4 separate regions of the Homo sapiens genome follow, and all the other regions are linked to region 1. A link is a loop called in an ENCODE intact Hi-C map of the cell type or tissue named here. Cell type or tissue: Caco-2. All regions are shown on one strand. Each heading gives the region's core, and the rest is flanking DNA. Links, peaks and the distances in the headings are about the cores only. Region 1 overlaps AMOTL1 (angiomotin like 1). Region 2 holds the start of LINC02700 (long intergenic non-protein coding RNA 2700). Region 3 has its middle 6.8 kb from the start of PIWIL4-AS1. Region 4 holds the start of PIWIL4-AS1 (PIWIL4 antisense RNA 1).

Region 1 (7,780 bases), core at 1,879-6,878:
ATGGCCTATGGATTGGTTGGTGTGAGCACCTGGCCAGTTGTTACCAAAACCTTTATCTACCAGACCAATTCTCACCTCCAACATATCCACAGCAGGGTAAATGGGAAGGAGTTAAAGGAGTCAAAAATGGACTATACTAATGTCACCTTTCTTGAGAAATACTATTGTTCTTAATAATGAAAGACTCCTATTATCTGGATATTCTTCTATTCTAAAAAAAAAAAAAAAGAAGGAAGGAAGAAAGAATGCAAAAAAAGAAATTCAGCTATTTTTAAATTGCTTTTATTCTGATAGTAGTTTAATAATTTTACCCTAATATCTTGAAATAACAGAGGATTACCTGGGGTTTCTCTCAACATGACTGGAACATTAAGTTTAAAAGAATATTTTGATACTGACACTGCATAAGGATAATTTCAAGCCTATTGTCACCAGGATTTTCCACTCTTACTCATTCTCTCAATAAACATTTATTGAATGCCAGGTACATGAACATGCAAGGGGTTTTGGTGGGGGATGAATACTGGTGAAGAACGTCTATAGTTCTCTCATTTAGTGGAGCGTCACCCAAATAAATCATGACCTTACAGGATGCAGAATAAATGCTGTAACAGGAGCTTCACCCCAAGGAGCCCAGAGTCAGGAGCAGCTGCAAGCACTAGTGCTGATTGGTCCATAAGAGGAGGTAAATCAGTGTGTTCACGTGTGACAACATCTAGCCTTCCTTCCTAATGATGCTTGATAGAAACCCATAGCATCTGATGTAATGAAACCTAATGAGGATTCAAAATAATCTCCTTATGCTCTATGTGGGTCAACAGAATAAATGTTTATGTCATCTTAATTTCTGATCTGTGGTTCACACAAGACCTTATAGAAATAAAAAAACCAGGAGGCATTTTCTTTTAGGAAATGATTTTAGTCTCCTTTAAGTTCTATAAGAGACAGAAAACGAAAATAGCTAAAATAAGATTCAAGGGTAAGATGATGATTGCCAGCCAGCTACATTGAAAACAGCAAATTATTATTTTTAAAACAATATGGTCCAACACATTTTTTTCTGTTAATTTTTAGACCTGCAAGAATTTTAAGGGAAATCAAATGCATATAGTTCTGACTCATTTACACCCATGACTCATCAATATGTTGTTTTAAACAAATCATTGAATGTCCAAGAAATCTTCTGTTTTTAGAGAGGCACATCATTTAACAGCCAGAATCTTAACACAAACTTGAGTTTAACCAGATATGTTGAACCTGCAGTGCCTAGCAAATCCCAAAGCGGTGGAGATAGGCTCTTGTGCAACCTTTAAACATGATTTGGGTTTATCCCAAAATAACGCAAACATGCCAGAGCTAATCAGGTCCCACTCAATTCAAGAATACAACAAAGCTCCAACATAACTATTTAAAAACCCCAATAAAATGAAATTTCATTTCCACCAGTTCATTTTCTTCACATCTAATATTTTATTTTTGGCTTTCTGGCCTAGAGCTGATGGGAATTCTGCAGCGCTATCCATTTTCGAAAGAAACAGTTTTAAAAAGTTTCCGTGACTGAGAAGACACAGCTAAGAATGGTAAGAGGTATTTCCAGGGGTTCTGCCTTTAGCAGACAGTAACCTGCCTCTGGTATGCATGTGTGTATGTGACAAACAAATGGGAAAAATGAGAACCTTAGTTAAGTTGAGGGACAAAGAAGCCCGAGTTTCTCACAGCCAGACCAAACAGGAGTTGGCTAGAGGCCCTGGTTTTCAGGAGCAATTTGGCTTTGACATCACCATCCTATAAGCTACAAAAACATTTGGAAAAACAAACAAGCAAGACCAGAGAATTCACAGACAAACAAAAAGCTGAATTCCTCCAAAGAGAATGTTACAATACCATGAAGTGACAGGGGAAAAAAATTCCTCAAGGGCATCAAGCTCCTAAGCACTTAATTCTTCAAGATTTTTTGTATAGACAAATCTCATGACTTGGGGGAGTACAATGAGCCTGTTTCATGTCCACTTCAGTCTTTAGAATTAAGTAGTAATTACCCAGGCAGTCCACCAAGGCCTTCATAAAACTCTAACTTAAGAGCAGAGTTCAGTTTTTAGAAGAAAACTACCCTGAGCAGAGGGAAATGTTTAAATCTGGCCAGGAAGGAGCTCCTCCCTCCATTAACTGGGAGATCTTTCAAGTCCCACCTGCTGCTTGAACTGCAAGAGTTGTTTGGGTGTTCTTAGACTTGGATGGCTAGTTTCCGTGCGAACACCTAGCAAAAAAGCTGAGCATGTTATTCTCTACTTCTCCCTTCCCTCTGACTCTCCCATTGCCAAGGTGGCTGGCAGAAGCTTCACAGCCTAACTCGGGCTTCTTGGTATGTATTACTCCAAGACATAACTTTTTTTTTTTGAGACGGAGTCTCGCTCTGTCGCCCAGGCTGGAGTGCAGTGGCGCGATCTCAGCTCACTGCAAGCCCCGCCTCCCGGGTTCACGCCATTCTTCTGCCTCAGCGCCCCACCCCGAGTAGCTGGGACTACAGGCGCCCACCATCACGCCCAGCTAATTTTTTGTATTTTTAGTAGAGACAGGGTTTCACCGGGTTATTCAGGATGGTCTCGATCTCCTGACCTCGTGATCCACCTGCCTCGGCCTCCCAAAGTGCTGGGATTACAGGCGTGAGCCACCGCGCCCGGCCCGAGACATAACTTCTATTGCAGTCTTGCCTTTCTTCTAACCAAGTGCTAGAATCCCAAAAAAAACTCACTTGAAAAGGATGGCTTCCCTTAAGTGGGCAATATTTATAATTATAATCACTAGGTGTTTGAAATTTACTCTAACAATAGGGTTTCTGAACAAATATACAGATAATGGAACACATTAATAACTAGGAAGAGAGGCAGTAATTCATGCCTGCCATTCTGTACCCACATGCTAAAATGAAAGCCTGACAGAGAGCACCATCCAACCTTCTGAGTATCTTTGCACCTATTGTTATACCTGCTCACTGAGCTGTGGGTTGCAAGGTGAGATGACGAACATGTTCAAACCTTAAGTCATTATCTAATCCCAACCTCCTCCTCCTGCATTTTATTGGTAAAGGGTGATCATCCATCCAGCTGCTCCAGTCACATCCCTTTTTCTCACTGCCATTATTCAATTGGTCAACCAAGTCCTACTAAGTTGTCATTTGTTTATCTGTCCCCTACTCTTCCTTGCTATTTCCACTGGCTTAGTTCATGACCTCTCTGTCTCCTCCCCAGAAACTGTACTGAAATACCTGCTAACTAGTCTCCTTGCCTCTAGGACAGTCCCTCATGAATTTCTCCTCTGCTCTGCCTCCCAAGTTAGCTGCCTAAATATGTGCCTTGGAAACAATGAAATCATACTCATAATTTGAAGAAAACATTGGTGAATATTATTATAACCTGGGAGGGTAAAAGGTATTTCTAAGCAGGACAGAAAACCTAGAAGGCACAAATGTGGTCACTTAAAAGTGTCTTCTATAAGATAAAGAACAAAGATTAAAAACAACTGGAGAAAATATCTGTGACATATATATGTGGGGGACATGCTAATTTACTTAATAAAAGAATTCTTACAACTCACTAAGAAAACAACCTAACTATAAATTTGAAATAACATCTTGAGTCCATCCCTTGGCCACACTAGGAGAGGAAAAACTAATGTAAATAATTATAAAGCTGTGAAGGCACAAAGTGTCCTGCAAAGATTAGGTGTAAGAAAATTGGTTAGGTATCACCATTACCAAACCTGCTTCAAATGCTCTGCCTAGATTCAATTACATTACATATCGACACTGAGATCCTTTAAGCAGTTGAAAAATGCCTCTGGTCTCTTGTGTTTGCCTTCAGAACACAAGTGGAGCATATTTGCACAGAACAAATAATTCCTTGTCAAGCTGGAAGGGCCTCTTTGCTTGATAATTGATGTTTCAGCTTTGAGCCAGAAGGTTAAAGTCTTTCTGAAGAACATTTCTGAGTTCACACAGCACTAAACCCTATTACTCCATTATTCCACACCAGCCTTGGCTGGGAGGCCAGAACAATGCCCATCAGGTGAAACTGAACTGGCTTTTCCATTTTGACCTGAACTAAGTAATCAAATTATGTCCCTTGACAAGAAGGCAAAGTATCCACAGAGTGTACAACACTGGCATTGCTAACATACCTGCCAAAGACACTAACTATACCTAGGCATGCGGTCATCCAGAAGGAATGTGTCACGATCTTAAATGCAAGTAGTAAAGACAACTCACCTTTCAAATGAAACCAAGGTGAGATCTATTGCACCCACAGGAAGAGATATAAGATAAATTTTGTTACAAAAGCAAGTAATTCAAAGTGCCGCTATAGCCTTTTATGTGAATCTGGAACATGGGCCAATCATCTGAGACCACAAAGGAATCCCAGGCAAAAGCCCTAGATAGTATTAGTGTCCATTTGCAAAAAACGGAATTTAAAAAATATAGCTAGTATTAATAGCTGGAATGCAATAATTAATCAATCTGGGGGACACACAAGAGGTTAAACCTAACCAAACAGTATTGGAAATCAGAAAATTTAACCAATTATTTTCCAGTCTTTAAAATGTAGGGCTGCACTGAGGAACCCACACATCAGAAGACCCCATCATAAGACAGATGGCTAGTGCCTGAATACATTACTTTTTGTTGTTCTGAATTGTCTTAACTTTGTGAGCACTTACTCATAATCTTATTGAGAATTATGATATAGATATGAATTCCATTTTCAAAACAGCTTAAAAAAAGACAGTTGGATTTTTAAATTTCTGGCTAGTGCAATGAATCTGCAGAAATTCAAACCTTGACCAATGGTTTCTCAAAATCCATTTGATTCTATCATTTGCCTCTGCTAAAATTAATAAAATATTCTCCCAATAAATCAAGGCTTACAAAGCCACTGTTCATTATTCCTGGCTGAAATGGTCTCAGTGGCTTCTGGAAATGAGTGTTACACATGGAGATATATAATGCGATCACTTAGATGGCTTGCACACTGGCAAGGGGCAGCCAGTCTAGAACTCCACAACCTATACGAGGACAAAACCTCCCTAGAGAGAACCAAACCCCACCACTAGGCTGCCTTCCATTTCCTGGAGAAAAAGGGTTGTAACTTATCTGAAGTAGTGAGTGCCAGGACATGCTATGATGTTGCTATTGCTTGAAGGGTATTATAGAGAGAGAGAGAGAAACTGTAGGTCAGAGGGACAGAATAAACATTACTAAAGCAACACACAGTGACCTCAGCTTTGTCTCGGGCAGACCTAGGAGGGCCTCATCTGAGATCAATAGGTTGTATGCTAAATTAACAAACAAAAAGCAAACAGCACAAAACCCACTTGAAACTAATATGATTCTTCCTTCAGGACCCCGTTTTTAAACAAACAAACTTTGGGATAATAAATAAGTGGAGACTCACTCTGGGAAGCATAATGCCCCTCTGCAGCTTTGTCTTCATGCCCTTCGTATTCCCTGCTGGATAGTTGCCTGTTAGCAGTCTCTAGTCGATCTATGAACAAAGAGGAAATGATTACAAAGAAATGTATATGGATTGAAGTCATCATCTAACCAAGAAATGAAATATGTGCCAAGAGCTGGGGAGGAAGAGATGCTCAGGCAGGAGCCCAAAACTGAACAACTTGGGGACAGACAGTAACTATGTCCCAAAATATCAAAAGAAAAGGCTTCAGATGCCACACTGTGTCTTTATGCGATCTAATGCCAAATGATATGCACGAGCAGCAGGCAGCTAGGGAGAGGTGCTGAGAAAAACCACCTCACTGCCTCCAAGGCCAGCAAACCTGATTTGAAGTATTCACAAAGACAGTCTCCTTGGCCTCAAACCCAGCCCTAGTCTAATCTTGATCATCAGCTGTATATTTTAGCCAGTGACAGCTTTTTGTATCTCAGAATCAAAGAAAAAAAATAACGAATACCAAAAAAAGTCAAAATGACCTAATGTATGAAGACTGTACACAGCAAGTTCTATGTTTGCTCAAACCACTTGGTAAATCTTTAATTATTCAATAAATAATCCAACTCAACAAGTATTCACTGGATGCAGATGATACTCAACCCAAAAGAGTTTGTAGCAACAGAAAAGGTGGGATCTAGCTACTGGGTACTACCAGGATGTTGAGTGTTTTGACATATGAAGCAACTGAAAATGGCTTGGCTGAAGGTGAAGTAACATTTATAGGTTAACTCATTGTGCATATTGGAGACTGCCAAAATCCAGCAGCAGGTGGCTCCTATCTTTCAGCGAGTTTATTGTCTACTTATTTCACAACTGTGGGGACTTTTTCCCCCCAGGGGGAAAATATGTCTAGCTCTGTCTTCTATTGTCCACCTAGCAATAGTTAAGTGCTGCTTTTCAAAGTGTGCTACCAAATGACAGCCCCATGTGGAAAGGGTTGTGCGTCTAACATTAATCTTTTCAAACATTTGGATTCTCATAGCCATGAATCGTGGTTGAGTACTTTCAAAGCAAGAAGGAGCCGCAAACAGAATCCCTTCCTTTGATAGACTCATGCATACAGGCTGTCACTTCCAAAGCTTGATGCTGCAATATACAACCCACAAGGCAGAAAAGAACAATTCTGCTTTTTGAGCACCTCCTCCCTTCCCCAGATCATTGAAATACACAAGATTATCCAACACAGGTAGACCAGTACCTGTGGCAAAGCACTCTGGCCTTGAAGTCGTGCTTTTAGCTACACTAAAACTCTACAGGTAGTTTAGATAGAGAGAACATGAATAAACCTGCCTCGGAGGTCTCTGTTGAAATCATGAAGTCTTCTAATCTCGCCTTCCAATTTGTTTCTCATGGCCTTGTCCAGCGATTCTCGCTTGGTGGTAGACTTGACCAGACTTTCATAGGCTTCCGAAATTCTCTGAAGTTCTTTTTCAAACTAAAAGAAAGAACTGGCATTAAAGTGGTACCTTTGACATTCATGCTGGTGTCTTGGTAAAATGGATTCTTAGACATTGCCAGTGTGAAGGCTGTATCTTCAATGCAGTCTTTCTGCATCTCAAGTTTCATGTGTACCAAACTGTATAATCGATTTCACTCCCCCACCTGCTCTCTAAAGACTACATTAGGATCTTGTAAATTACAGGCTCACAAGTCTGGCCGAACTGTCTGATGTCACCTTGTAAAAGTCCCTCTGTACCAATATTAGAAAGGGGTAAATCTAATCATAACTTAAACCTCTTACACTTTTAATGGCAATTTATAGCTATTATGATTATTCCCAGTTAACATCAGGAAAATATTAAAGTACAAAAAAAGAAACGACTATAATTAGAACCCAAGTTTCCAGACTCCAAGTACAGTGCACTTTCCAGAGACACTTCTATCTGTCCCCAAAGGAACATAAAATCCACTGGAGGAACGGCTTCATTACCTAGTATTTTTATTCCTTTGTCTATAAAATTATCTATATGGTGCAGTGGCTCACGTCTGTAATCCCAGCACTTTGGGAGGCTGAGGTGGGTGGATCACCTGAGGTCAGGAGTTTGAGCAGTCTGGCCAACATGGTGAAACCTTGCCTCTACTAAAAATACAAATATTAGCTGGGCATGGTGGTGGGTACCTGTAACCCCAGCTACTTGGGAGGCTGAGGTGGAAGGATCGCTTGAGCCTGGGAGGCGAAGGTTGCAGTGAGCAAGATCACGTCACTGCACTCCAGCCTAGGGCAACAGAGTGAGATTCCGTCTCACCAAAAAAAAAAAAAAAAGGATTAATGGACA
Region 2 (7,780 bases), core at 1,868-6,867, 190 kb after region 1:
GCAGGCATTCCTTGGCTTGGTGGTCAGATTTCTGGCACTTGTAGCGAGCTCCTGGGGAGGAGGTTCTGGAGGAACGCCTGGCCGCTGCGGTTCAGGCGTTTGGAAGTTCTTGTGTGCTGGAGATGTGGCTGGGGTTTGTCTCACAGTGGAGACAAGGAATTGCAACTTTTTTCTATTGTTGTACACCTTGAAGGCGAGGTTAATTAAATCCTGGTGTGGGGTTTGAGGGCCAGAATTTAATTTTTGGAGTTTTATTTAATGTCGGGAGCAGATTGGGTAATAAAATGTATATTGAGAATAGGACGGCCTTTTGACCTTTTAGGGTGTAGGGCTGTAAAGCGTCTCAGGGTTGCTGCCGAACGAGCCATGAACTGGGCTGGGTTTTTTATATTTGATGAAAAAGAGCCTAAATGTTATCTGATTTGGGATAAAGAAAAAGGAGCATTAAACCTTGACTATGCCTTTAGCTCTAGTCACCTTTTTAAGAGCAAATTGCTGGGCAGGTAGGGGAGGGCTAGTCACGGAATGAAACTAAGCCAGACCAACTAAGCCAGAGCGGGTGTGAGGAGGGGAGGTGATAAAAGGATTATAGGGTGGAGGAGCGGAGGCTGAGGAAGAATTGGGATCTAGCTCGGCCTGGCGAGGAGCAGCCTGGGGAGGAGGGGAGAGGTCAGATGGGTCTGTAGAAAAGGAAGATTAGAAAGACTCAGTGACGCTTGGGGTTGGGACTGAGGGGACAGGTGGGAGGGAAAGAAGGAAGATTTGGGATGAGTTGCATTGGGAACAGAGACTAGAGAGGGACCGACGTGTAAAAGAATGCCTGGATGTCAGGCACCTCAGACCATTTGCCCATTTTATGACAAGAATTATTTAGATCTTGTAGGATGGAAAAATTGAAAGTGCCATTTTCTGGCTATTTGGAACTACTGTCGAGTTTGTATTGGGGTCAAGCGGCATTGCAGAAGAAAATAAGATGCTTAGATTTTAGGTCAGGTGAGAGTTGAAGAGGTTTTAAGTTCTTAAGAACACAGGCTAAGGGAGAAGAAGGAGGAATGGAAGGTGGAAGCTTGCCCATAGTAAAGGAGGCAAGCCCAGAGAAAACAGTAGAGACACGGAGAAGGGGTGGGGAGTTCTTGCCCTCCAGAAAAGCAGAGAAGGGGTTGGGGCACAAAGGTGCAGAGATATAAGAGGTTGGGGCGCGGAAATAAGGGATTGGGGTGCAGAGATATAAGAGGTTGGGGCATGGAAATAAGGGATCGGGGCACAGAGATATAAGGGGTTGGGGTGGGGAAATAAGGGATGGGGCGCAGAGATATAAGGGGTTGGGGTATTTGCCTCTCCCCTAGAAAAGCGGGACTTGCCGCTAAGGGTGAAGGAGAAGGGGTTGGGGGTTTCTTGCCCCCCAGAAAGGTGAAGAAGGGGTAGAGACATGGAGAGAAGGGGTTGGGGTATTGCCCCTTCCCCAGAAAAGCGGGACTTGCTGCTAAGGGTGAAGGACCAAGACAGGCGTCCCTGCATGGTCTGACACCTCTGAAACTTGGGTGAATAATCAGGCATCCCTGCAATGATTAAACACCAAGGGAAGGCTGCCTTCCCTAGTCCGTGACCGACACCGGAGTTTTGGGTCCACAGATAAAACGTGTCTCCTTCGTCTCTACCAGAAAATGAAAGGAATTGAAATTAAGAGAAGGGAAAGATTGAAGAGTGGAAAGGAGAAAGTGGTTGAGGGACAGTGAGAGAGCTTGGAGAAGAGAGTAAGAAGAGGCCGCTTACCCGATTTAAAATTGGTGAGATGTTCCTTGGGCTGGTCGGTCTGAGGACCTGAGGTCGTAGGTGGATCTTTCCCATGGAGCAAAGAACAGGAGGACAGGGGATTGATCTCCCAAGGGAGGTCCCCCAATCCGAGTCACAGCACCAAATTTCATGTGCGTCTGTGTAAAGAGACCACCAAACAGGCTTTGTGTGAGCAATAAAGCTTTTAATCACCTGGGTGCACGCGGGCTGAGTCCGAAAAGAGAGTCAGCAAAGGCAGATAGGGGTGGGGCCGTTTTATAAGATTTGGGTAGGTAAAGGAAAATTACAGTCAAAGGGGGTTGTTCTCTGGCGGGCAGGAGTGGGGGTCACAAGGTACTCAGTGGGGGAGCTTTTGAGCCAGGATGAGCCAGGAGAAGGAATTTCACAAGACAATGTCATCAGTTAAGGCAGGAACAGGCCATTTTCACTTTTTTTGTGGTGGAATGTCATCAGTTAAGGCAGGAACCCACCATCTGGATGTGTACGTGCAGGTCACAGGGGACATGATGGCTCAGCTTGGGCTCAGAGGCCTGACAAAGACAACTGCTTTTCTTCCAGGGCTGATGAGAGACCCAAAGGATAAATAGAGCTTAAAGCAAGTTGGAAGCCGTAGACCATTATGCAGATGCCATATATTATTACTTCTTTACAGTTGGGTTGGTTACTAGAGGACTCACCAGCCCCAGCACCCAGATCTCATGCCTCCTAGCCTTCATGGTTTCCAGAGACATTCTGAATAGCCACGGGCCGGCTGGTGCTGACAACTTGGTGTATTCTGGCCAATGGGGGAGGGAGCTGAACGAAGGGATGTGGGCAGGGAGCCATAGTTCTTCCTGCCAAAGCAGAATCTTTGCCTAATTTCCCCATGACAGTCCTACGTCCATGAAGAACTGAGGAGAATGACATCAGTAAGTCTTACACTCGAGTTTTCTGTCAGAGCAGGTGCAACTTCAAAACTGCTTCCGCCCTCAGGACCAGGCATTTCCTAAACACCCCTCCTCCTTCACTTCTCTTCTCACTGCTGCCTGTGGCTGAGGTATTCTTAATGACAAGCCATCGAGTCCATGATAATCAGCTGAGGAGTGATTCTCATTAGATTTCAGGGAAGGAAAAGGCTCAGGCCATGACTGAAGGATGGAAAATAAGAAGGAATATAGCTAACCTGGCCTCTTCACCTGACTCTACTTAGAGTCCATCTTGACAAGCAGATTGGAGTCATGACAGTTCAGACCTGAAATGCTGGTTTTTATTTAAAGGAGACAGGTGGGAAGAGGGGGATGGGAATAACAACACAGCCATTTGCTGCATAACTAATTACCAAAAATTAACAGCTTAAAACTTAAAACAGCTCCCATAGACCAGGAGTCCAGGTTCAGTGTCTCGCAGACTATAATCAGGGAGGGTCTAGCGTCCCATCTGAGGCTCAGAGGGGCAGGGGCGGGGCGGGGGGTGGTGGTGGTGGTGATGGTGGTGGTGGTCTTCCAAGCACACGTGGTTGTTGTCAGAATTGATTTCCTTGCAGCTGTAGAACTGAAGCATCTTGCCTCTTCAAGGCTAACAGGAAAGAGTGAGTCTCTGACTCTAGGCTTCTTACTTGACATTCTCCAGGAACTCACCTGATTAGGTCAGGCCCACCCAGGATTATCTCCCTTTTCATTAACTTCACCTCAACTGCAGGATTTCTTCACCTTTACTATATTCTACTTTTCAGAAGCAAGTTATACATCCCTCCCACAACTGAAGGGGAGAGGATGACACAAAGATGTGGATACCAGGCAAAGAAATCATAGAGGCCATTTAAAAATTCTACCTACTACATCCTCCGTTTGCTGAGCTCCATGTGTGTGTTGCAGGACTTTCTCCTTAGTTCAGCTAAAGACGGGGTCCTTGTCAAACATCCATGAAATATTAGGCTTGCAGACACTTTGAAGGGTGAGAAAAATGGTATTTATTGGGCGAAAAGGGAAAAAAAAAAAGGAAAAACAGAGACTCTCCGGAAAGCCAGAGTCCTGCTACTGCACTTCCTGCCTGGCGAACTGAATCCCAGGTTCCACCCAGGAAGAGGGCGGCAGGCTCCTCCCCACTGCAAACCACGCGAACCTCCCAAGGCTCCACCCCAGCGTGCATTCCTCCCAGTGTGCAGGTCAGGGAGGCTCTGCCAGGGAGCACTTCCTACCTGGCTGTCTCATGTGGGGTGTGTGTTTGTGTGTGTAACAGAAATCAACTTGTTCCGACTCACCTTAGCAAAATCAGGGGGATTGGTTTTAAGGAAACGATGTCTTGTGGACCCAGGATACAAATGCAGCCTGACCTGTGGAAGGACAGGAGTTAGGGTGAGGAAAGCCATAGGGAAACTTGGATCCCTATGGCTTCATCATTCTCTCTCTCTCTGTGAACCAACTTTATCTGCTGTCCAATTTGTGCTTTACAGTTCCAGCCATGGTTCCAACAACCATGCTATCTCATCCCATTGTCTCTGGTAGAATCAGTATCTCTCTCTTTCTCTCCTCCATTCCCAGTTCTAAATTCTTAGAGAAGGAATCTTGGGTGGGCTGCTCATCTGTATTGTAGTTGTCTGTGGCCAGAGAGGACAGGATGCATGTTACAAGCATGGCTGCTGGGAATCCACCCATGGTGATCATGTAGCGAAGGGAGGATGGGGTCAGTTCCAGGAGAAAGAGGCTGAGGTCCCAAGAGATGTCCACTGCATGGTGTCAGGCTTTGTCATTAGTGGCCAGTATGTGCATATGCCACATCATCTGGTGCACAACTGAGCAGCAAGGCCTTTTGCTGGTGGAGGGGGCGGAATGAGACATGTTTAACAGTGTTCCACAGTTAGTACTATGTGCTGCATAAACCAGGGACTTGTTTCCAGCCGGAAGTGATGCTTCCTGTCAAAATCAGTTTACAGCTATGTTCCCATCACCCCAGCACTTAGAAGAAGGCTGATCCCACAGAAAGAATTCAGCAGCTGCAGAGAATGAGGATATAGGCACACAGGGCCCAATTTAGAGACACAGCCCTGCAGCATCTCATAAACCTTTTTTAGAAATGGCTGAGAAAGAGCTGCTTTGAGCAAGAAGTGAAAGTAAAGAAGGATTGGGTAATCAAAAGCCCGGAAGAAGGAAGGGAATCTTCCAGCACAGAGTGTAATGCTCATGTTTTGCTAAGAAGAAAGTGAGACACACAAAAGGCTCCAGACAGGGCGAGTTATTAAACCTCAGACATGCTGCTTAAGAGCTCTTACCAATTCTTACTTATGAGGAACTGGCTTCCAGATCTCTCGTGTGTCTTATAGTTGTTTTATACAAGTGTGCACAGGGAGGTATAAACTGGATGTGATTCTCACCCCAGGATGTGGGTGCTTACCAACCAGTCCTTCTGCAGTCTTCACATAGTTCAAAGCCAAAGGATCATTTCCAGCGCTGACATATTTGTGGAATCTTCAAGGGAAAGGAAAAGGCTAACCCAAGGCAAAGTGTTATTTGCTCACATCACTTAAGGAATTTTTTCAAAATTCTAGAGATTAACGGGTAAGTCTATAAAATTCAAAAGGAACTACTATATTAAAGTAGGGTTGTCATCACTTCTCCTTGCAGTTATTGTCTCCCTGTCCCCTGGCTCCAAGTGCATTGCATCATGAAAGGAAACTGTCACTCTTTTCAGCATTGGCTGTTCTGACTTGGTATTTTACTGCATGGTGATCTGATGCTGTTGGGGAGACAGGCATGTGGAGCATTTTAAGCCACGAAGGAAGGTATGTGAACTAAATCCACAACTCACCTCTTAGGAACAACTGCCTGAGGATAGGGTTCTTTCAGAAAACATAAGCTCTGGTGACAAATTCACTCAACTGATTGCTGCACCTTGTTTTAGAAAATGCTTCTAGAGGTAGCAAAATAATTCACATGAGGATTTATGAAGATGTACTTCATCCTTGATTTGGGAAGAGGTGAGAGAGACGATGTCCACCTACCACGGTTCACCCATGTGAACTTTCTTGTTACTCCTACTGTGTCATCCAGTCACTGAGCAAAGTCCTGGGCACACTTCATTAAACACAGTACCTGCTTTTGAAGAATTCACAGTCTCACAGGAGAGAAGTATGTGTAAACTGATGGTTAAAATACATCACAGTGTTAGGTGTTGCAGAGGGGAATGGGCAAAGCATTATTAGATCATAGAAGGAATGACTAGGCATGCAGCTCCTTCCAGACTCAGCTTGGGAATCCTCCCAGTCCGACGGCTGTGCTCTACCACTCTCTGCTCACTTTCCACATGACATTGGTACTTTGTGCTCCTGTGTCTCTCTCCCCAACAAGGCTTCAAGCCAGGGTTTCTCAGCTTTGGCATTATTGACATTTTGGGCCAAATTTTTGATGGTAGGGAGGGGGAGCCGTCTTGTGCGTTGTAGAATGCTTAGCATCATCTCTGCCCTCTACCCAGGATCGCTGCCCTCTGTCTGCCAGTAATACACACACACACATACACACATATGACACAGACACACACAACACACACATGAACACAGACACACACATACCCCCCACACTATTAATGGCAATACAAAGTCTCTGCCAAATGTCCCCTAGGCAGCAAAATCGCCCCAGTTGAGAGTCCCTGCTTTAAGCTGTTCCAGGGCAGCAATGACATTTTCTTCATCTCTGAATCCCTGGTGCCCAGGACATTTCTGTCACTGCGAACCAAACAGAATATGGCTTGGAGGGATGAGGGAAGCCTTAAATAAGAGAACTATCTGATTCGAAGTATAAAGAGGAATCATCTAGGTCAGCACTCTCCTATAGAACTTTCTGTGATGATGGAAATGTTCTATGTCTTCACTTTCCAATACAGTGGCTGCTACGTGTGGCCTTTGAGTACTTGAAATGTATGACTGAGGAACTGGATTGATTTCAATTACTTTAAATGTAGCCTTCAAAGGCCACATGTGATTAGAGCCTCCATCTTAGATAGCACAGCTCAAGCACTGAGTGGCCTGGCCCAGGGTAAGCACTACTCATCAAATGCAAGTTTGGGTTTCAATAGATTCCCAGATGATTCAAATATATATTCATACTTCCAGTTTTTCTGACCATTATCCAAGCGTAAAGCAATATATTTTGGAATAAATTGAATATTCCCATGCTTCCTTCTAAAGAGATAATAAAAGAGGCTGATCCCACCTATTGTAAAGCAACCAGGGATGCCATTATTGAGGGGCTTGAAGATAGATGCTGATGAAATTCTTAGAATCACCCCATTTATTTAAAAGCAGCCCATCTGACTATCTAAGCTTCCATGCATTTATCTAAATAATGGATATTGAGGGCCTACCAGATGCTATTGTTCGATGAGATCACAAAGATATGCAAAACAGCCAGAGAGAAAAATGTAGAAAAAACTATGCTGCACTGTTAGAAGGGCAGGAATGGAGTTGTGTGTGTGGTACAGGGAGGATACAGGGAAGGGAGATTCTAAGTGCCTGAGATGGACAGAGAAGTTTTGACAGCAGAGCTGACACTGAGCTGAGCTTTAAGTGAGAATTAGCTGAGTCAGTTTCCTAAACTTATCTGAACAGCCACCAGACACAAACACACACAAAAATCACCTAGGGACTTGTTAAAAAATAAATTCTCAAGTTTCTTCCCTGGAAATTCTTAGTATAGAACTCAGTTTTAGCAAGCATCCCGGGCAAATATAGGAAGTGAGTGTTAGGAGAATGGGGCCCATAATTACCATGTGCTGATAGAAACGGTGCCAAGGTCTTGATAATGTTTCTGATAGCTAAAACTATCAGTATATCACATTTGACTTATATTAGAAGGCAGGAATTTGAAAAATAAAAGAATGAAAGAGAAAGGAAAGCTACCCATACTTCCACCATGTAGACCTAATCATTGATATTTTTGATAAATATTCTGCTTGTCTTTTTGTGTACACTCACACACACTCACACGAAACTGGAAGAATACTATACCTATTCCGT
Region 3 (7,780 bases), core at 1,708-6,707, 86 kb after region 1:
GGAGCCAGAGATTAGATGTTGAATCTAATCTTTGCCTCTAGCCAAACGACTCTGGGCAGATCCTTTAACCTCTCTGAGCCTCTGTTTCCTCCTTTAGAAAATGAAAATAATTTCATCTGCTTCACTAAGTTGTTCTGAGAATGAAATAAACTAATGTGCCCAACAAGATTAATCATGGAAAAGACTGAGTTACTCAGATTTGGGGAAGTGTAACAACGCTGAACTATTTTGTGATTGTTTTGTTGGAATAGGAGGCCAAACCACACCCCCGTGGTAGGGTGAGGTTTCCTGTGAAGGGAATTGAATTTTCCACTGTCAATCATCCTGAGAAAAAGTTAGCTCTCAGAAGCTGTGTTCAGGGCTTGAGGAGGAGGATGGCAGGATACATAGGCTTCTAAAGGGTGGAGAGATCTAGGGTACATCACGGGAGCAAGGCAGGGGATAGGGACGCCCCTGTCAGTTGGAGGCCAGCTCAAGGCTACGCACACGTAGCCCACCCAATCCCAAAACCTAGGACAGGTGTAGGCTTGTGTCGCAATCAGGAGGACCTGGGCCCACTCAGAGAGTGCACAGGAGAGTAGCATTCTCATCCCTGCAGCCAGGAGAGAGTAGGACCCTGGGAAACCAGTCAGGCTCTCAAGTAAGCAAAGGCCAAGCCTCCAAGTTCTGGTGTGAGTAGGGGCAGCAGCAGCAACAGCCAGTGTCAAGTGGAGAAGAGAGGGCATGGAGCAATTATCACGGTGTTCACGGGTCTCAATATGGTGTTTCTGAATCCCAGCTCCCCTGACAAGACACTAGAGCAGCCAGAACTGACTCTGTGCATGCAAATAAGCACCACCTAAGGATTCCTGGACCATAAAACTGCAGGGTGGCCTTTAAAAAGACTCCATTTCTTAGTAAGATGGGCAGGCAAATGCTTGGAAATTGTTATATTTGGGGGTACCACTGTGGGTAACATGACCCAAGCCATAAGCTGAGTACAATGGTTATATGTATAAAGTACAAAGTGCCTGACACAGTAGGTGAATCTAGCCTGGTTCCTGTCTCCTTTTTCATCCCCATAAAAATGAGAGGGAGGAAACTTTACATTTGTCTTAGAACAGATTTGTTCAAAAGTCTTGAATCTCAACCCATCCTTCTGAAACAGGATAGGGAAGAGGAGATAAGTGACAGTATTATTTAACTTATATGCCAAATCTTTCAGAAAGCTTTGACCATACTTGGAGGTATCAGACAGAAAGACATTTAATGGTGGTTACTACAATCAGGCATTTCTCACATAATGCATTTAATCCTCACCACCATGGGCTGCGGTCAGTACTATTATTATCCCCATTGTATCAGTCAGCGTCCTATCAGGAAATAGATGGTATGTGCAAAAGGAGTGACTGAAGACAGTCTAATGAAGCAACTATTTACAAAAGGGTTAAAGGAAAACAGCAAATGATGATGAAGCACCCTGGGGCTAGTCACTATGAGGAGCTGCTACCATCCCTGTGATGGTTAGTTTTAGGTGTCGACATGACTGAATTCAGGGATACCTAGAGAGATGACAATGCATTATTTCTGGGTGTGTCTGTGAGGGTGTTTCCAGAAGAGGCTGGCATTTGAGTAGGTAGACTGAGTGGGGAAGATCTGCCTTCAATGTGGATAGGCACCATCCAATTGGCCGGGGGCCTGGATGGAACCAAAAGGGCTGAGGAAAGGCAAATCCTTGCTGTCTCTTCAAGAGCTGGGACGCTCTTCTTCTGCCCTTGGACATCAGAACTCCAGGTTGTTTGGGTTTTGAACTCCAGTACTCGCACCAGTGGTTACCCAGGTTCTCAGGCCTTTGGCCTTGGGCTGAGAGTTACATCATCATGTTCCATGGTTCTGAGGATTTCAGACTTGGACTGAGGCTCACCATGGCTTCCATGGTTCCCCAGCTTGCAGACAGCCTGTCACGGGACTTCTCACCCTCCATAATCACAAGAGCAGATTCCCCTAATAAATTCCCTCTCATCCAACTATACCTATATATATCCTATTTGTTCTGTCTCTCTGGAGAACCCTAATGCAACCCATAAGCTGGAAGAGGAAGTTATCAGAATCCAGCAAGACAAGATGCTATAAGAGAAGGCCATTCTATAGTTATGTGCAGCAGAATCACACAGCCATATTGTCCCACAGCTTGATGGGAAGGAAGTAGGTACACTGAGTTCTCTTTCTTACCACCCTCCTGTATCCTGCCAGTGCTTCTTATTGGTCAAATACAACAGGAATCCAGGTGATGCATTCCAAAAGGTAAGTGTTTCAGAGCACAGAGAAGAGTGATAAAGGATGGTAAGTGGGTCTGGAAAAGCATCAGAAAATAGTACATGATTTTAAAGTTTAGGAAAAGAAGATACAGATTAAGTAACTTGTCTATGGTCATAAAGCAAGTAAGAGGTGGAGCTAAAATTCATCACTCAGTATGGCTTGATACCCATGCTCTTAACCACTAAGATGTGCTTCCTATAACTTGTTAGGAAGATTGCTAGTCATCCAGCATCTCTTTCTCCCTGTACCCTACCCAGCTATTCTCTGATAATAGACTCCATCCTATCCCCACCCAGTTTTCCCAGTCTTCCTGGAACTGCGGGTAGCCACGTGACTAAAGTTCAGGCCAATGGAATATAAGTGAACACCATTAGATGTGTGCAGCTTTCAGGTTGTGCCCACCACTTTCCTTCTCCCTCGTCTATGGACTAGAATGCGGATGTGATAGTAGAAGCTGAAACAGTCACCTTGAACCACTGCATGGAAATTACTTTTGAGGATATAGTGCACCCTGAAGCCACCAGATCAGCACTGGACTGTTCATGCTCTAAGTTAAAAAGAAATAAACTTACATATTGTTTAAGTAACTGTCATTTTGGCCTTTGTTATAGCAGCCCAACCTATATCCTAAATAATACCAAGACCAAGCACCCACATGGCCCAAATGAGGCTCAGTCATAATGGTTTGAGCAATAAGAGAAATACGACTGGTATAGTCAGCTAGTGATCACCAATGTGTGTCTTCTCCTCTTTTTCCTGGCATATAACTAGACTACATTTTTCCACCCCACCCCATTCCATCTGGGTGAGGCTGTAAGACTAGTTCTTACCCTTGGAAAATGAGGAGAAGTGAGTATTTTGCCTCCAGGCTGAGGCAATCAAGGGTGAACATTCTTGCTCACCTGATTCACTTACCTGACAAATGGATGCAAACATCACTGAAAGAATCTGAGCCCCTAGAAGATGGTAAAGCCAGGAAACGGAAGAAGCCAGGGTCCTTAATGACACATGAAGCACAGCCCTCTGACAACTCTACATTTGACCATTGCACAAGCACGAAACGCAGTCTTCCTTGTGTTAAGCCACTGACACTGGGGTTTAGCCTATCCTGACTAAGGCATAAACACTGTGATCCAGAGCTGCAATCTCATCCCATATTTTTGGAGGACAAGGGGGTAGGAGGAGACTGGGAAATATTTAAGTTATTATTTTAAAGAAGTTATACAAATGTCATAATTTGTCCTAATAAGACCCAGCATACATCCTGCCTGAATGAGGAAGGCCAGAATAGCACAAGAAAACACTTTCTCCTTGCATATTGGCCCTCAGGGGAGTTAGCCCTGGTGGCTCCCAAGAATGCTATTCTCATGACACACTCCTCTCCTGGCACTCATAGGCCAGTTCACCAGGTCTGAGCAGAGACAGCACCAACTGAGCTCCTTGAGGCATGCCAGAGGGTCAAGCAACCCCAAAGGGCAACAAATTATGAAAGGTTAAGAAAACAAGGAACCAGTTTGCTTGTGGGTGGTGAGAGTGAGCTCCCCCACCTATTCTTTCTAAAGTCCAGATTTTCTAAAATAAGCACATACTGCTTTTATACTAAAAAACTAAAGTTTAAAAATTGGACTTTCAAAACTTCAAGTTTTAAGAAAGATAAAAAATAAGCTGGATAAGCCCCAGGAATAAACATAGGAGATAGAGGTCACAGAAGAAAGGATCCAGTCCTCAAGGCACTGTTACAACAAGCAGAAAGGCCAGTCTTAGAGATATACAACTGAAAAGATAAAGTGTCTCACGGGTCACACCCTCACTCCGTCATTCAACAAATATTTACTGAAGATTAACTTGTGCTGGGCACTGTGCTGGCTGCTAGATTTACAAAGAAGAATAAGGTGGCCACAGTGTAGCGCAGTTGTTCACAATCTTAGCTGCACATTGAAATCACTTGAGATGTGATTAAACCCAAGCAAACAAACAAAAAAACACAATAACATTGATGCTTGGGTCCACATGCCAGAGATGTGGATGTAATCATTCAGGATTGGGAACTGGTCTCAGGACTTATAAAAGCTCCTCCTGATTCTAATGTGCAGCCAAAATGGAAAACCACCAGGAGGACATGACACATGGGATTAGGGTTGAAGGCTAGATAGGAGCAAGCCAGGGGAGAAAGGGAGAAGGGGGAAGAGGGGCATCCAGGTGGAGGAAACCAAGCTGAATGTAGAGGATTGCCCCATAGTTCCATACAACTAGAATGTCATAGTGGGTATGAGTGATGCAGGTTATGGCGTTCCTCCTATGTCAAACCAAATATCTATCCTCCAGGTAGAGGAGAGTCAGTCAAGGTTATTCACAGGGCAGACATGGTCACATCTGGGTTCATCCAACTCTCCACACATCCTTTCTAACCCTCTCAGATGACCGTAACTTCTAGCTATGCATGGAACTACCGAAAGGCTATGGAAAGGTGTGGGCTTTGCCTCCTCAGAAAATGGTACCACCATCTCAAGAAAGAAAGCATATTTCTTGACACTCCATCATGACACTTCAATACAGCATTCATCCAGAGACACACCCCTTTCTCTACTGCCTTTTAAAAAATCCCCTTTTTGGTGACTTAATTTTATTATATGATCTTGCTGCAACACTGAGAATCAATCCCCCAAGGAGCCAATAGTTATTCATTTGCAGACTGATATAAAAATTCAAAGGTGGAATGGACTATCAATCATGAGGCAAAAAAGTAGTGGAACTATCACCAAAACCTCAGATGGAAAACCATTCCACATGTGGCTCCAGGGACGAATCACTAAATAATTCCACTGACCTAATCACCATTCCTGACTACCTCCTTTTGGAGACTAGGTAAGTTGTAGAGAAGCTTCCAGAAATAAAAACCGCTTGATTAGTAGGTGGGATAACTGGTAAAAGCTATTTTATCCTTCAATCTTGGGAAATAAGTATGTTTTAAATGAATAATAATAATAAAACAATAAAATAAAAGCACTTCCTGAATTCCAAGCACATTCAATACATGGACTTTACATACACCATTTACCATATCCACGCAAGGTCCCAGTTGAGTTGATTAAATAACTGAGGCTTAAAGCAGCTTAATCACCTGCCCAAGGTCACAAGAAACTGCAAGAGAATTCAAACTAAATTTTTAGGACTTCTGTGATGACACAACATAATAAAAAATATACATATATTTGGTTTTCATCCCTGGTTCTCAGCACAGAGCTCCTAAAACCCTTGAAATTTCCTGAGTGATAGAGGTGATAGGAGCATCTTTTTTTTATTCATAATAAATACCTTTTAACCATACCTGAGTTTATGCTAATGAGATAACTGGTGGCTGAAAGTCCTTAGCTTCAGGTTGGGGGCTGGTTGTGGGAAGAACCAACCATATTATTAAAAGGTTGGAATTCAATTAGAACACTTGGACACAGAGTGGGGAACATCACACACTGGGTCCTGTCGTGGGGTGGGGGGATGGGGGAGGGATAGCATTATGTCATAATGTCATAATGTATGGGGGATGGGGGAGGGATAGCATTGTGTCATAATGTAAATGACGAGTTAATGGGTGCAGCAAACCAACATGGTACATGTATACCTATGTAACAAACCTGCATGTTGTGCACATGTACCCTAGAACTTAAAGTATAAAAAAAAAAGTTTGTTAGCAGGTCAAGGAAAATAAAGATCAAGAGCCAAGGAAGGCATTCCCTGGGATAAAGATAATAAATTTCAACAAATCAACACTAAAAGTAACTTTATAATATTGATTTAAAAATTTAAAAAACCATATTTCTTCAATGCTAAGGTGTCATCTTTTCACATTTTAATATCATAGATATAATAGCTAACATTCATCTTGCACTTACTTTGTACCAGGTTCTGTTATGTGTGCTTTACATGTGCTGACTCATAGAATATGGGATATTTCATGGAGTGAAAAATTTCATCTTTTGCTCTCTGAAAAGTTGTTATTAAACCAATGTTACAAATTTAAACTCCATGACTGTTTAGAATCCAGGAACCATTGTAGGTGCAGAAATAAATAGTGCTTACAGATATACATTAACAAAAATTACATTGAGGAAAAAAAAAGTTGGAATTTCCAGCCCACCGACCTATTCTCCCCACTTCCCCACCTACTACCCCTCCACCCTGCCACACACATACCTGACCTCTGGGGAGGGGAAAGGGACTGGGGATTGAGTTAATCACCCATGGCCAATGATTCAATCAATCATGCCTAATGGAACATCCATAAAAACCCTAAATGAGGAGGTATGGAGAGTTTCTGACTTAGTGAACCTATCCATGTGCCAGGAGGGTGGTGCACCCCAACTCTAAAAGGACAGAAGCTCCTGTGCTTTGGACCCTTCCAGACTTCACCTTTTGCATCTCCTCATCCAGCTGTTCATTTATATCCTTTAAAATAACCTGGTAAACATAAGCATAGTGCTTCCCTGAGTTCTCTAAGCTATTAAAGTAAATTATAGAAACCAAAAGAAGGTTGTAGGAAGCCCTGATTTGTAGCCAAGTTAGACATAAGTGTGGGTAATATGTGGACCCACCACTTGCCGTTGATATCTGAAGTGGTAGATAGTCTTGCAGGACTGAGCTCTTAACCTATAGGGCCTGTGCTAACTCTGGGTAGTGGTAAAATTTAATTAAATTCTAGGACATCTGGTTGGTGGCTGCAAAATATTTAAGAATTACTTGGTGTGGAAAACCCACACATTGGGTGTCAGAAGTATTGTGAGTACAGGCCAGGCACAGTGGCTCACGCCTGTAATCCTAGCACTTTGGGAGGCCGACAGAAGAGGGCAGATCACCAGAGGTCAGGAGTTCGAGACCAGCCTGGCTAACATGGCAAAACCCTGTCTCTACTAAATTTCCAAAAATTAGCTGGGCATGGTGGCGGGCACCTGTAATCCCAGCTAGTTGGGAGGCTGAGGCAGGAGAATAGGTTGAACCCAGGAGACAGAGGTTGCAGTAAGCCGAGATCATGCCATTGCACTCCCATCTGGGCGACAGAGCGAGACACCGTCACAAAAAAAAAAAAAAAAAAAAAAAAAGAAGTATTGTGAGTAGAGAAATAATTTTCTTTTAACTTTGCTCTGCTTCTTCTTATATTCCGGCCAGGAGTGAACCTGTGCTCATCTGTGCTCCCGAAAGAATGGCTGCTTGACAAGCTCATCAACTGCTGTAAAAGGCATTTTTCCTGCTGTGTGTCTAAGAAAAGCACCAAAAAACCACCATGACTCTTTCCAAGGGAGAAATGACAGCTCCGTCTTTGACCTGAATAGCATGAAAACAAGGCAGTCTGATCCAGAGAGCTGCCCTGTCATGGAGAGAATAACCCTTGGGGACACCAAGTACCCAAACAGCACAGCACATGAATATAAACAATGAATACCCAATGGCTATAGGCCTCCTTTGGCTTACAGCCCCTCACAGCACTTTA
Region 4 (7,780 bases), core at 1,671-6,670, 95 kb after region 1:
CTTACCATGACAGGCATGAGGATGGAATGTCCTATCTCGAGACACCTACAGGCTAACTGAGGAATAGAAATCAGGGAGGGAAGCAGCTCCTAGGTCTTACAGTTTAATGATTACACCGCCGTTTTCAGCCCCTGACTTCATTAAATTCAGGGTAAGGACGACCCACACGACGTCCTTCTCGTGCCAGGTACTTGGCAAGTCAGAACCAGTCGCCGCTGTGTCCTCCCGGCAAGATGAGCGCAGGTTTCAGAAGCCCCAGCTCTGGAAGTTTGCTGTGCCAGGCTCCTCGGAGCAGCACCACTGCCCCAGACGAACACGCACACACACGCACTCACACACACACACACGCACACGCACGCACACACACACACACGCACGGCTCATTGGACACTTGCCCTGCCACCCCCGAAAGCACAGCGCCGAGGAAAGGCCGGTTCCGGCCGCGAAGGCAGCAGGTGTCCCCTGACCCTTTCCCTCCGCCCTCCAACCCCAGCCCCATCCCTAGCTGAGTTCCTATGGACGCCCCCCAAACTCGCAGTTCTCGGGCAGAATTGCGACCAAGAAATAAAAGACAAAATGAGCAGACTTACCTAACTCGTCTGGGCTGTAGGATGCGGGCGAGGCTTCCACAAACTCACTGTCTGGGGGAGAAGAAAAGCAGAAAACAACTCGAATCGCTACCATTCAGGACGAACCCGCACAAGCACCAGCTCAAGCGCAGGTCCCCGGGAAAAGCGCGGGCTTCTCTCTCCCAGCGCTCAGAATCCCTGAGCCGGAGGCCCCGCGGGATTCAGACCGCCAGATCCCCAGGGAGTGACAAATCGCCGCAGAAACTTGGGGGACAACTCGGCCCTGGCACCGCGCGGCTTCCAGGCGCGGTCAGGCGCGCGCCAACTTTCCCCGCGTGCCACCCCGCGGCTCCCCCGGCCGGGCGCTGGGCCGCGGCCGCATCCTCTGCCCTCAGCCCGCGGGGCGCATTGCTCTGTCTGCCGGGCCTGGCGCCGACGCCCCAGCGCCGAGGAGCCGCGAAGTTTTCCCGCGGTCCCGGGGGCCCGAGGGCGCGCGGCGGCGGCGGCGAGCACCCCTCGCCCACCCAGGCGCCCCGCGCATCCCCGCTCGTTGCTAGGCGACCGTGGCCGTCACGCTCCGCAGAGGCGCGCGCGGCCTCCCAACTCCCGGCTGGCGGAATCCTCCCTAGTCCCCGCCCCGTTTGCCCATTTTCCAAAAAATCAGAGCATAACCCGTTCTAACCCGATTCCCTGCTCTGTTATGTTATGTCTGCCCTCCTCTGATGCTTGGGAAATCGTTTGTTCTGTGGGCTTCTCCTGAGGAGATGGACGATTTTCAGAGCTTGCAGAAAGGTAGGAGGAGACCCAAATGCCCCCCAATCCCCTCCTTTTGGAACCAGAATTCCAACTCCAGTCCAACATTATTTCCTACTCTTCAAGAGATCACCTGGCTCAAGTGGGCAAAGTAATATGAGCTGCATTGCACAGGTTGGGAAACCGAGGCTGAGAAGTTGTTAATTTATGCGTGACATCATTATGGTAGGGGTATGTGAGGGAGAAGTGGGGGAGGAGAGAAGAGCAGTGCTCCTTCTACTCTATAAAAGATTGACTGCTTTCAAATACAGAATGTAGAAGCAATGGTTATGCTCTGAGAACTGTAAATTCTAAAATAATTAATGTAACACTGTGAGAACCTCCCCCTCTGAGTCAGTAGCCTGATAACTTGGACAGATGTGTTATGTATCTCCCCCCAGCCCCCAGGACTGACTGTGACTGCTCTGCATTAAGGGGGCGAGGGTGCTGGACTTGGGGTGTGCTCCAGAGAGAGCCCCGCAGCTGATGGCCCATAACAGGGTCAGTGGGAAGGAAGGAACAAGTATGGAAATGGTTGTCCTTTCTCCATCCTTGGAGGACTATTGGAGGGTCAACAGTCTGGGCAGCCTCCTGGGGGCCTTCTATTGTCTCAAAGTGATCAGAGCACCAGCTGCAGCAGCCTAAGGGCCCCGATCTGAGCCAATGTGCTCTCATCCTGTAAACACTCAGCCATCTCTGGCTTTTCCACTGTCAGTTTTTGGTTTACAAATCACCATGAAGGACAGAAAGCCCCTTCGGCCAGCATTGCTTAGGGAGCCCAGGGAAGCAGGGGTGGGGCTGTCCTCCCCAAGCAAGGCAGCATTCTTGAGCTGCTGAGCCTATCTCTCCAACCTCTTCTTTTTCCTGCTTCTTATAATCTGAGCTCCCAAATCCAGGAATTAAATATGTTTGGGTGAGGGTTTGCACTCATCACTCCATCCCCTCCCAACTCCTAGAATCCTCCCATTTGTCCTCTGGAACTCATGGTTCATCGCTAGCAAAATCTATATATCCTCAGCCTCCTCTCTGAATGTTTCTTTCAGTGTTGTGCTCTGACCCATACCTGGCTTTCCTTGAAAATAACAGGCTGCATTACTTGCCTCCTCTACTTATTTCAGCCATCTATGGATCCTCTGGTTGTTCTACCTCATTTCTTGAAGATAATGGCATCTGATTCACTGTCACTTTTCCCAGTATCATTCCTGTGATTATTCTTATTTTTCTCCATCTACATAGTCACACTCTGATCTCTCAACTCTTCTGCATCTTATCCCTTTCTTGACCTGCTCCAACCACACCAGCCCCCTGCTGTCATAGCGACACCATGCATAATATCAAGGTGAAGTAATCCACTCTCCTACCTTTCCAGCTTATCCCCTCTGTTATTTTAATCCAATGTGTCCTTGACCCCACCAGCATCTATAATTTACTTATCCATGACCTTTTCTCTGCCCCTCACTCTCCTCATGACCCTCCTTCCTTCCTTATGGACTTTAGTTTCCAGTTTCATTATTATTTCTCTCTTACTTACACCTTCAAATCCATGTTCTGCTCTCTTTCCATGCTATTTACCTGGTGAAAACACAACCCTAGTAAAATATAACTCTCCACCTTCTTTCCATCTACACCCAGCTAAACATGATTGAAGAAGCACAAAATTGGCTGGGCATGGTGGCTCACATCTATATTTCCAGCACTCTGGGAGGCTGAGGTGGGTGGATCACCTGAGGTCCTGAATTTGAGACCAGCCTGGCCAACATGGTGAAAACCCATCTCTAGTAAAAATACAAAAATTAGCCAAGTGTGGTGGCACATGTCTGTAATCCCAGCTACTCAGGAGGCTGAGGCAGGAGAATCGCTTGATACCAGGAGGTGGAGGTTGCAGTGAGCAGAGATCACGCCATTGCAGTCCAGCCTGGGTGACAGAGCAAGACTCCGTCTCAAAAAAAAAAAAAAAAGCACAAAATTATGCTCTCTGGTCTTATTTTCGATTCATGTCCACTAAAATCAAATGGAGCTAGTGCAGCCCAGCAATCACTCTGCATTTGCCTGTTTATTTACTCTCCCGCTCTCTTGTTGCTATGGATGAATCATCTAAGGCCATTATGGCCTCCTGTATGGATCAGATCCCATTTATGTGGCTTTTCCCTCTTCCCACCTGGATTAATATTTTCTTCTGTCCTTGATCACTCCTGTCAGTATACAGACATACTACTATGATCCTGTCTTTTTAAAAATCCTTTCTTGACTCTATGTATCTCCAGCCATTACTCCAATTCTCATCTCCCCTTTACAACAAAATTCATTAAAATAATTGTCTACACTGATAGCACCCATTCTCCATTTTGCTCTTACAAGCAGCCTAAATAGGTTTCTACCTCACTCTGCCAGAGTAGCTCTTGTCAAGGTCAAGAATGGCTTTGCCATTGCCAATTCCAATTATCAGTCCTAGATCCTAACAGCAGGTTTTGACCTGCTGATCTTATGAGTGGATGGGCTCAGATGGGCTGTCTGCAGAATCAGTCTCCTCTGGTTTCCCATAGAATCAAGCAAATAACATTTGTGTCTCAAGAGAGGTGACCTATAGAAGGCCTTGGGATCAGCCAGACCTGGGTTCTAATACCTGTTCCAATACTAGCTAGTAACTTAATTTCTTTCAGCCTTAGCTTTGTGTAAACATGGAGATAATAATCATACCTAGCATACCAATGTGGTGAGAGTGCAATAAACTAATGCACTTGGAGCCCCTAGGAGAGAGAGTGTCACACTGTAAAAGTCAAATAAACATTAGTTATTATTGGATGCCATGCTCCTTTACAGCTGACACAAATGGACTCTTTTTATCCCTTAACAATTTTGAGTTACTAAAAGAAGATATTAACCACAGAGTATGTTTACATTAGAGGAATGTTCGTTGTCTCCAACTTTTAGTTTGCATTCCAAGAGTTGGCTTGAAGGCTGGTTACTTGGAGCTGGCAACAGGTTTACCCCTATGAAGAGCGTTGCCAGTGCTCCACAGGGTGATTAGGTTCTGGAGCCTGCCAAACTGTTCTCACAATGGACTTGCCTTCAATTTGTTCATATAAATGGATGACTTGTAAACTAGGAACTATCCTTACAACATTTTAGTTATTTGAATTTCCTAATCAACTGAGGGTTAATGAGAAAACATTTCTCTTGTTTCAGTATTTGCTGTTGAAAATTCTCTAAAGTCAATGATTCCAATTTTCTATCTTAGGAAGTAGAATAGAGCCAACAATAATGTTTCATATTAATTAAACAAACATTTATTGGGAATTTACCATGCTTCCAGCGCTGTGCAAGGCACTGCAGACACAGAGATGATCAGTGCCCTTCTAATAAGGGATTCCATGACAGACCTTATTGAATCTCAGGGCAATGTCCAAAGTGCCTACCCACACTTGACTTTTATAGGTCTCTTATAAAGAAATGGTTCTGCTGGAGTGTCACTGAGTTATAATAAACAGTGCACAAGTTTACGGATTTGCATCTCAGCTCTGTGAATATTGGGTGGCAGGCATTTTCAGTTTCCTAACAATAATACATACCTCACTGGATTGTTAGGAGCAGCGAAATAGGTAAGGTATGAGACAGACCAGGCACAGTGTCTAGCACACATAGGTACATAATAAATATTCATTTTCTGGCTGGGAATGGTGGCTCATGCCTGTAATCACAACACTTTGGGAGGCAGAGGCAGGTGGATCACCTGAGGTCAGGAGTTCAAAAGCAGCCTGGCCAACATGGTGAAACTCCATCTCTACTAAAAATACAAAAATTAGCTGGGTGTGGAGGCAGGTGCCTGTAATCCCAGCTACTCAGGAGGCTGAAGCAGGAGAATCGCTTGAACCCGTGAGGCAGAGGTTGCAGTGAGCAGAGATTGTGCCATTGCACTCCAGCCTGGGTGACAGAGTGAGATTTCGTCTCAAAATACATACATACATAAATAAATGTTCATTTTCTTCCCACATAGAGGGCTAGAGCATGCCAGATTGCTCTCCTTTTCATCCCAGGTGGCAGGTGGGCCTCCTGCTGCCATGGCCCCAGCAGACAGCAAGAGGGAGTCCCTGCCCCTGTTTCTAGGGAAGCATATTTATTAGAGGTGGGACGTATGGGGAGGAAACGACAAGGTGGAAATATTTCTGGAGCTCAAGAGGAAGTTTACCATAGAAACAGATTATACAGGGGCCTGGTGTCTAATGGTCACTGTTACTATTGCCATGATATATCGTGAGTTGATGGGCTTTTGGGAGCTGGCCTGGGAACCCAACTCCTAACTCTAATGTTCTTTCTTTCCTTATATTATTGTAAATGTTTTAATTTTATTTTTATAATATAAACAAATAAAATGTGTTTGCTGTAAAGGAAAAAACATTTGGTATAGATGAGTATAAACTGAAAAATAAAAGTCTCCTTTCCTGTCCTCTCCTAATCTCCATCCGCAAACTAAAAACCATCCACAACTTCTTATGTGTCCTAGTAGGAATTTTTAAGGCATATTCAAATGTGTATACGAATTGTTTAAACAAGTTGGATATTATTATTATGGATTCCAGATTAAAGGCAAAAATTTCTAAATGAAATTTTGCTCCACTCCCAAACATAAGCTGGGGTATGACTGTTTTCTGTTTAGGAAGGCAAGAAAGTATATTAAAAAGTCATAGAAGAAAAGTCTTATCAACCATTAGAAAACAGTAAAATCTTAAACAAAATTTAAGTGTTTAAAGGGTAACACATAACGCTTCAGTTATCTGGAAAACTCAATCAGCTCCCTCGTTCCTCAGTAAATGAGGTATGGTTATATAGCAACACTGGACATAATGCCAGGATCAAAGGAAATCTTAGCTGCATTTCTAGAGCTAAGAGCACACTCTACATACTTTTTTGGGGGTACAATGCCCATCACAGATATTCTGCTTAGTGTGCAGGGACTCCAGCTGTAAGCCGGGAACCTGCCCTGTAGCAGTCTGGGAATGCCATCAAGCCCCTGCCCAGCCTCTGCTGCAGAGGTGGCAGGGTCTGCTTTGACTGCAGGCTCTACTTGGAGGAGCAGACCACAGGAGGGCCTTTACAGGCTGTTCTCACTCAAGGGGCCCCCAGGGGTTACATAGCTACTTGATGGTGTTCAGAAGAGGAAGAGACGGAGTCTCACACAGATATGCTTCTTTCTCCAAGAGATGGGTGAGGGGCTAAATGCCACATGGGGAGAAACTTTATCCAGCCAAATGATGCTATTAATTCTCTTTGCAAGAAAGAGCTGCACAAATGCCATAATAACAAGTTAAGACAGTAGCTAGGGCCCACTAGGATGTGTGTATGGCCTTCCCATCCCCAGCCCCCAAGGAAATCACCAATTTCAAGCATGAAAGACAGAAAGAAGTGAGCTGAGCTGAGTCATCTCTCTGCCTTCCTCTCCTTCCTGGTATTGCCCTTTGATCATCTTCTCTGCAGGTAGCCTTCTCTCTCCTGGAGGCCCTCTGCTAGTTAACAGCAGAGCAGAGCGGGGAAGCAATACCCGCTCCTCCTCCCCTCCTCTCCCAGGGGAGCATGGGCAGGACTGATTTAGAGGGAAGAGGGGCTAAGGCTGCCTGAGCTCAGCATGACTCTCTTCTGTTATCCTTGTCTCTTATCTGCACCTCCTAGGACAAGCCAACAGATAGGACAAACACATGCCTATCAGTAAGGTTTCATCAAAATGAAATTTGCAATTGATTGGTTGAAGCATTAGCTCCCAGGCTGAATTGGCCCAATGGGCATTTCTTGTTCTCTAGGATTTAATAGTCTTTCCTTTTAGCACAGCTCCACTTCTTTATAAGACTTGATGAAAAGGAAAAAGAAAACACAGCTGTTTTATTTTCCCTAAATGAAAATCAGGCCTCAGGTAACTACTTTGTTTCGTAATTTCCAGAAGACAGGAGTGGGCTCCATAGGAAGAATAATTAACCATATCTCACCTAAAAAAATCATTATCCTAAGCAGAAACAATACAGATGTTGTATGGATCTGCCTCAAGGCCAGCGACCAAGAGATGAAATGAAATTAACTCTGACAGGAAGCCAATGGTTCATTTTGGTAAAAATGCCAAATGTGTCCTCTAAAAATTCCAAATATCAATGCAGGAGGTGCTATCAACAAAAGCAAGGTGTTTTGGGAAATATATAAATAAATTAAATTTGTCCCATTCCTGCACTGCGTTCCCCACCAGATTCCTGTTACCAAGTATAGTCCAGAGAGGAAGATTTAAAAGAATCTTCACTCAATATCATATCAAAGGAAATAAAATCTGGCTGAGCCAAGAAGCTACTAGAAGGTGTACTTGGACATGAGTCAGAATAAAGAACGATTCCAAAAATACATACAAGAAAAGGTCCCTGCAGAGGAAAATCATACACTTCCGA

Evidence for each region. A loop is a pair of places that touch in the nucleus more often than their neighbours do. Peaks named below come from ENCODE experiments on the same cell type or tissue, not always from the same donor. Only the 100,000 strongest peaks of a DNase experiment are listed, where the experiment ranks them.
Region 2: a loop joins it to region 1, with 2.1 times the contacts of the local background. A loop is called at or near these places in 2 of 110 quality-filtered maps.
Region 3: it touches region 1 in a loop (5-fold over the local background); 2 of 110 quality-filtered maps call a loop at or near these places.
Region 4: a loop joins it to region 1, with 6 times the contacts of the local background. A loop is called at or near these places in 2 of 110 quality-filtered maps.

What each region holds. Positions count from the first base shown.
Region 1 is chr11:94,829,209-94,836,988 of GRCh38, reverse strand. AMOTL1 (angiomotin like 1) reads right to left here. Exons shown (of 13, transcript NM_130847.3): 5 at 6,795-6,939; 6 at 5,448-5,537. Among named protein-coding and RNA genes, the nearest start is that of AMOTL1, 65 kb to the right of the region's middle. In Caco-2, for the core only: no CTCF peak of the experiment used is centred there; a DNase peak (open chromatin) is centred at 3,998.
Region 2 is chr11:94,636,151-94,643,930 of GRCh38, reverse strand. The region is part of intron 4 of PIWIL4-AS1 (PIWIL4 antisense RNA 1); the gene reads left to right. LINC02700 (long intergenic non-protein coding RNA 2700) reads right to left here and starts at 5,888. Exons shown (of 6, transcript NR_187352.1): 1 at 5,578-5,888. RefSeq lists an enhancer at 3,417-3,916. In Caco-2, for the core only: no CTCF peak of the experiment used is centred there; DNase peaks (open chromatin) are centred at 3,900, 5,202 and 5,470.
Region 3 is chr11:94,743,263-94,751,042 of GRCh38, reverse strand. It overlaps a transcript of AMOTL1 not described here. Among named protein-coding and RNA genes, the nearest start is that of PIWIL4-AS1, 6.8 kb to the right of the region's middle. RefSeq lists a silencer at 1-200. In Caco-2, for the core only: no CTCF peak of the experiment used is centred there; DNase peaks (open chromatin) are centred at 3,162, 3,702 and 4,152.
Region 4 is chr11:94,733,799-94,741,578 of GRCh38, reverse strand. It overlaps PIWIL4-AS1 (PIWIL4 antisense RNA 1), which reads left to right and starts at 1,224. Exons shown (of 5, transcript NR_135093.1): 1 at 1,224-1,361. It also overlaps a transcript of AMOTL1 not described here. RefSeq lists an enhancer at 6,553-7,225. In Caco-2, for the core only: no CTCF peak of the experiment used is centred there; DNase peaks (open chromatin) are centred at 4,031 and 4,350.